2 separate regions of the Homo sapiens genome follow, and region 1 is linked to region 2. Evidence: chromatin contacts called from ENCODE Hi-C data. All regions are on one chromosome and are shown on one strand. The core of a region is the stretch at or near the end of the contact, and the rest is flanking DNA. Distances in the headings are between cores, read along the strand shown.

Evidence for each region. Hi-C counts contacts between places; a loop is a spot of excess contacts on that map. Pooled maps may share reads with other maps.
Region 1: a map of K562 shows a loop between it and region 2 (2.2-fold over the local background). The contact joins the promoter of SLC22A2 here to the enhancer-like site in region 2. A Hi-C loop is called at or near these places in 1 of 168 maps with a recorded cell type or tissue (K562), 10 of 37 single-sample maps with no recorded cell type and 4 of 50 pooled maps.

The regions. Positions count from the first base shown.
Region 1 is chr6:160,257,353-160,260,101 of GRCh38, forward strand. SLC22A2 (solute carrier family 22 member 2) reads right to left here and starts at 1,469. Exons shown (of 11, transcript NM_003058.4): 1 at 992-1,469. The coding sequence starts at 1,405.
Region 2 is chr6:160,454,518-160,457,362 of GRCh38, forward strand. No RefSeq gene overlaps it. Among named protein-coding and RNA genes, the nearest start is that of SLC22A3, 110 kb to the left of the region's middle. Within about 2 kb of position 1,519, at least 11 of the 41 ENCODE cell types and tissues checked have a DNase peak (open chromatin) inside an H3K27ac peak, as active enhancers do.

The sequences.
Region 1 (2,749 bases), core at 219-2,718, 200 kb before region 2:
GGTGGTCGGGTGGAGCAGGTGCTGGACCAGGTCAGGAGACCCATCTTTTAGGGCTAACCCTGCTAAGTTATTCACTGTGTGGCCTGGGGAAAAACCTTCTCTGCTTGGGGCCTCAGTTTCCTCATCTCTGTAGGAAGCAATGAGATTGGCCATGTGAGAGAGCCTCGGAGAGTTTGTGGTGTGAAGCCCATGAGCTGCCACATTTCCTGTAAATATCTGACCACTTTAGACCCTTCAAATTAGACTCTACCTACCCATCTGTTCACACAGAATATCTTCCCATTGTCCAAGCAGTCATTTTAAATTAAACTAGGCAACTGGCTCTCTCAGTATTTTCAGGTAACTTAATTCCCCTATTTTGCTTTGCTTTCAATAAAAGCAAGCTCCATTTTTTGTCTTTTTTTCTATTATATTTATTGGAATCAGGCTTCACAAATAGCTTTTGATGTCATCTGTAGTTTTTAACAAAATAATAGTGCCATAGCATGATCTCCAGCCCCAAATGATTTTATATGAACACTTTGAGGAAATTAAAGAGAAAAAATAGGTATCGAGAGAAAAGCACATCCTATCACACAGTCAGGCACAGTTCAGTTGAGTTCCACGGGCTTTCAGGTGTGTGTGGGCATCTGCGGGATGGAGGAATAGAGGGGGAGGTAAGGCTTCCAGAAAAAGAGGAGGATCCACAATATCCCTATCTTGGCAACATTTCCAGGAGTCCTAATATGCTTTGGCCTGTTCCTTATTGCTGGGACATGCACAAACTAGAATCATTATTGTCAGCATCTGAGGACGTTTTAACTAATCCAGTTATTCTCCAGACAAATTAGAAGCTGCATGTTCTCATTTGGAAACTAGGATTTTGTAAGATACATGCAGGCCAAAGAGATGTCCAGGCAGGGTTTATAAGAGCCGGGCCTTCCCTGCTTGCTTCCTTGAGAAAATCTCCACCATTTGCTTCTCCATCTGAGCCCTGAGCTCACTCTCTTACCTCGGTGACGATGGACGAGCCAGGCGTCTCGTACACCCAGCCGTCCCGGCAGGGGCCCAGTGGCAGGCGGCTCCTGTTGGTGTCCAGGCTGGCCAGGGGGTCCACGCAGTCGAAGGTGCTCTGGTTCCAGTCCACCTCGTAGCGCCTACACTGTCTTGGGGAGGCTTCGCCCGCAGGTCCTGGGCCCGGCACCGTGTAGTTCAGTTCCTCTGCAGGACTCCAGCCGCAGCGCAGACTCAGCTCGGCCACTCCGGGGCTCCGGCAGCGGTGGTCAGGGGTGAAGCCCAGGAAGACGATGCCCACGTAGATGGGCGCGAAGGTAGCCGAGAGCAGAGCCAAGAGGAAAAACATTTGCTTCTGGAAAAAGTGAAACTCCCCTCCATGCTCCAGGACATCGTCCACGGTGGTGGGCATGATCCTGCAGGCAGGAGGGCCCGAGGCTGCCCGACGTGCCCGGAGCGAGGCTGAGAGCGGCTGCAGCCAGCTCAGCACAAACCCTGGCCAGAAGTCAAAGAGGGGAGTTTACCTCTGCAAGTGACCAGCCTTCAGGGCAGGGCCTTTCCTTGGTCCAGCTGACTTCAAAGGTGCACCCCTCCAGCGGGGGTGCATGTCCTTCTGCACTTCCCAAATGCCCTGAGCTCACTCCCAGGATGCCTGTCGTGTTTATTATAACTGGTTCTCCACAGGCTTGTCGGTGCTCCACGCCAGCAGCACAAACAACCCGCCCTCTGTGTCCCACCGCAGGGAATCTGAGTGCTGGCCCATATCACAGCCCAGTAATCTTCCCGTAGTGCCCCGAGCAGCCAGGAACTTAATATACTCCTATCTCATGCGCACCGCCAGCTTTTCTTCAAGGCCCTATGGAGAAAACACACGTGTTTGGCCACAAGGCCCAGCGTGATGTGAACCAGGATCCGTGTCAGAACCCTGGTCCAGATTCGAAGTGGGTTGCAAGCCTGACTGCTGGGCTCATTCTCCAACCAACAACAAGAGCCGTCGGGATGCATGCTGGGGCTGCTTGTTTTGATGTTGTCCAGATTTTATAACTCTGCTTTTAAAAAGTGTTTGCTCCAATCTGGTATTCCTGCGTTTCAACCCTGAAGTGTCCTTCCCCTTAACCCATCTGGAGGGAAAGAGGAAAGTGTTTACGTCGCAGACAGGTCAAGTGTAAATGCAGGCAGGTGTGTCCAAGCCACTATCTTTGTGTCCTAGATTTTTCTGTCAAGGTCTGTTGGGGCTCAGAAATCCATGCCCCAAGGTGGAGGCCTCAGAAGCAAAGTCTCTCTCTCTGACCTTCTCCTGCCCTCCTGTCTCTTCTCTCACCCATCATTCTCCCCCGGGGCAAGCCATAGAACTGAGAATCCTTCTTCCTCAAAGCAGCTCGTGGAAACCAGACTCTTTTCTCCCCAAAGCCAGCCAGAAAGCCTAGAAATACCACTGTAACTTCCCCGCTGCCTTTCTGTGTAACAGTGGGCCGTAAAGAAATCCAGACCCGCATTCCAGAGGAGTCTTGTCCCCGGTGCCTGGAGGAAGGAGTGCTGCACAGAGGGGCCAAGACGGATCTGAACAGACAGGCCTTGCTGGGTTTTCCCCTCAGCCTGCGAACATGGGCTGCTGCCCTTTTTGTCCAACTACAGTTCTATACTGCCATCCAGTTTTCCCTGTATCTGTGGGTCTTCATTCTGAATGAAGGCTCCTGTGTCATGTAAAACGTGATCAAATAAATTTGTCATGCTTTTCTCTTGTTAACCTGTCTTT
Region 2 (2,845 bases), core at 269-2,768:
ACCTTGGAGAGTGTAAACATCATATATGATTCTGTGTTCCTGAGATCTGGGTTTAACGATCTGGGCTTTGTCATGGTGTTTTACGTTCGTTGTTGTTTGTGTACTTTTTGCTTTTCTTTTGAAAGTATGAAAATGATTTTTACAATGTAAAGAGAGTCTGAGAAATGCAATTGCTATTCTTTTTATATACTTTTTCAGATTTTTTATATGCTTCTTTACTACTTACATCATAATGCACAATTTTATATACTGATTTTTTCAATCAATGTATATCATGAGTTTTTAAAATAATGCTACAATCTTCATAACTAATATTTTAATGGGGAGTGACTGCTTAATTGGCATGAGGTTTCCTTTTGAGATGAGGAAAATGTTCTGAAAATATGGTGATGGTTGCACACCATTGTGAATGTACTGAATGCCATTCAGTGGTACCCTGCAAAATAATTAAAATCCTAACTCTTATGTTGTGTATATTTTATTGCAATAAAAAGAATAGTCGTCATTTACTAAGAATTAACCTTTTCAGGCACAAGCTCTTAATGTGGTGTATCTCACTTCATCCTCACAACCGTCCTATGAAACAGGCACTTTTATCATTCCTGTTCTACAGCTGAGGAAACTGAGGTGTAAGGAGGTTGTGTAGTTCAGCTTGAGCCTGGGTCTGCGGAGTCACTGCCCAAATGCTTCCTCCCCGTGCACACTGGCCCCACTCTTGCTTCCAATCTTCCACATGTTTGTTCATAAAGTTCATTCTCGTTTCTTTTCTGAAGTCTAAGTTCCCATAATTATGTTGACATATTTCCATCTCGCGGTAACACTCCCAAATTATTTTCTAAAAGTGTGTGACAGTATAAAATGTTACTGGAAACAATTCTCCTCACCCTTGTGAGTATTCAATTTTTAAAAGATTAGCTAACATAGTAGGTGGAAATTGTCCTGATTCATTTTCTGATTTACACTTCCTTGACAATTAGGGAGAAGAAATACAACTAGGGACAATTCTCCTAGTTGTAGTTTTTCTTTTGTGAAAAACTGCTTTATTTCCTTTGCCAAATTGAAACAGAACATCTGCTAAACTGCCAGAGGGAATGCTGTTTTTCCAGATGGACACGCCAAGGATGTCTCAGTGCTCTCACAAATAATCGTTTTCCAATTTTGCAAGCCCAGCTTTGATTAGAATTTCTCAAAATATTTTGCTTTGCGAGCATGACACAGGCAAAAGCTGAGGCACTCTTTCTTTCTTCCCCCAAAGTGTTGGACTGCACTTAGATCATTGTCTCAGGTTCAGAAAACTGACACTGAATCTGGAGTTTACATGAGCAGCGTAGAAGAGGCTCTTCCCAGAGCCTGGCTCCAGAGCCCAGCTCAGCCCTAGCCGGGAAGGAGCTGCATGGAGGAAGCTCCTCCTGGCTACCAAGCATCGGGCAGGGGGTGCATGACGTGGACTGTGTAGATGGGTGAGGGAGCACCCTTTTCAAAATATTTTGCTGAAAATTAAGTTAGATATCACTGCTCTCAGATCTGCTCTCAGAGCAAGGCAAACATCCTGATCAGGAGGTAAACCCACCACTAGTTGCCAGGAAATTGACGCGGTCTGTGAGTATGTGCTGCCATCCAGTGGCCAATGTAGAGATGGCACCTCTGAGGGCGGGGGGCCACGGGTGACCTTGAGGATTGAAGCCCTCCCTGATTGGGTCCTGGGGAGAGGGCCACAAGATTAGCCCAGTGATTGTGGATGGGGCTGACACGGAAGAGCCCCTTGGCCTCAACACCTACTCTGCATTTGGAATATCCAAGTCAAGGAAGGTCTGGAAACATGAAGGGGAGAGGGGGAGAATTTCGACCTCCCTCTGAGAAGCTGAGAACACCCATTGATCTGATGTCATCAACATATAGAAAATCGATAAACAGATCTGAGTTATGTTTTGTGACTCCTCCTGGTCTAGTTAGTGTTCTGAGAATCATTTTCTCAGTGGACATGTGGGTGAGACCAGAGGAGACAGGGAGCCAGTGCAGGATGGTGGTTAGAAATGTGCAGAAGGGGGTGGGAGAGAGGACACAGCGAGTGGGCTCTGGGGTCAAGGCCCGGTTACACGCCGGTTATGTGATGTTTATTTATGATGATAGTGGTGATAGTGATGGTGATAGTAGTGATAATAGTGATGATGGTGGTGGTGATGATGGTTGTGGTAATGATAATGGTGATGGTGGTGGTGATGGTGATGATGGTGGTGGTAGTGATAATGGCAATGGTGGTGATGGTGATGGTGGTGATGGCGGTGGTAGTGGTAGTAATGATGATGATGGCGGTGGTGATGGTGATGATGGTGATGGTGGTGGAATGGTGGTGATGGTAATGGTAGTAATGATGATGACGGTGGTGGTGATGATGTTGATGGGGAGGATGATGATAAGTGGTGGACGGGGATGACGGCGATGATTAATAACCCTAATCCTCACAATGACCTTATATGTAAGTACAGATGAGAAAGCTGAGGCTAAAAGAGATTAAATAACTGCCCAACGTCACATGGAATATGGGAGAGACAGAACTCACACCCGGATCCTTATGATTTTAGCTTCATGCTTTCATCAGTTGAAGTATTGTAGAGGATCTGTTTGTTTTCTGGCTGCCCAGCAGCCTTTCACCCTACATCCCATAATTCTGGTGAGGGATCTACCTTTTGCTCCCTTCTGGGTATGAATGGGGTCCTGCCTCCACCTTCAGCATGGAACAGCTGATGCAGGTCAGAGCCAATCAGTGACGGGCTCAGGGGCAGGACCATGACCCAATTTCAGTCTCTCAGAGTGGACAGACTATTGTTCATGTAAGGGAGAGAGT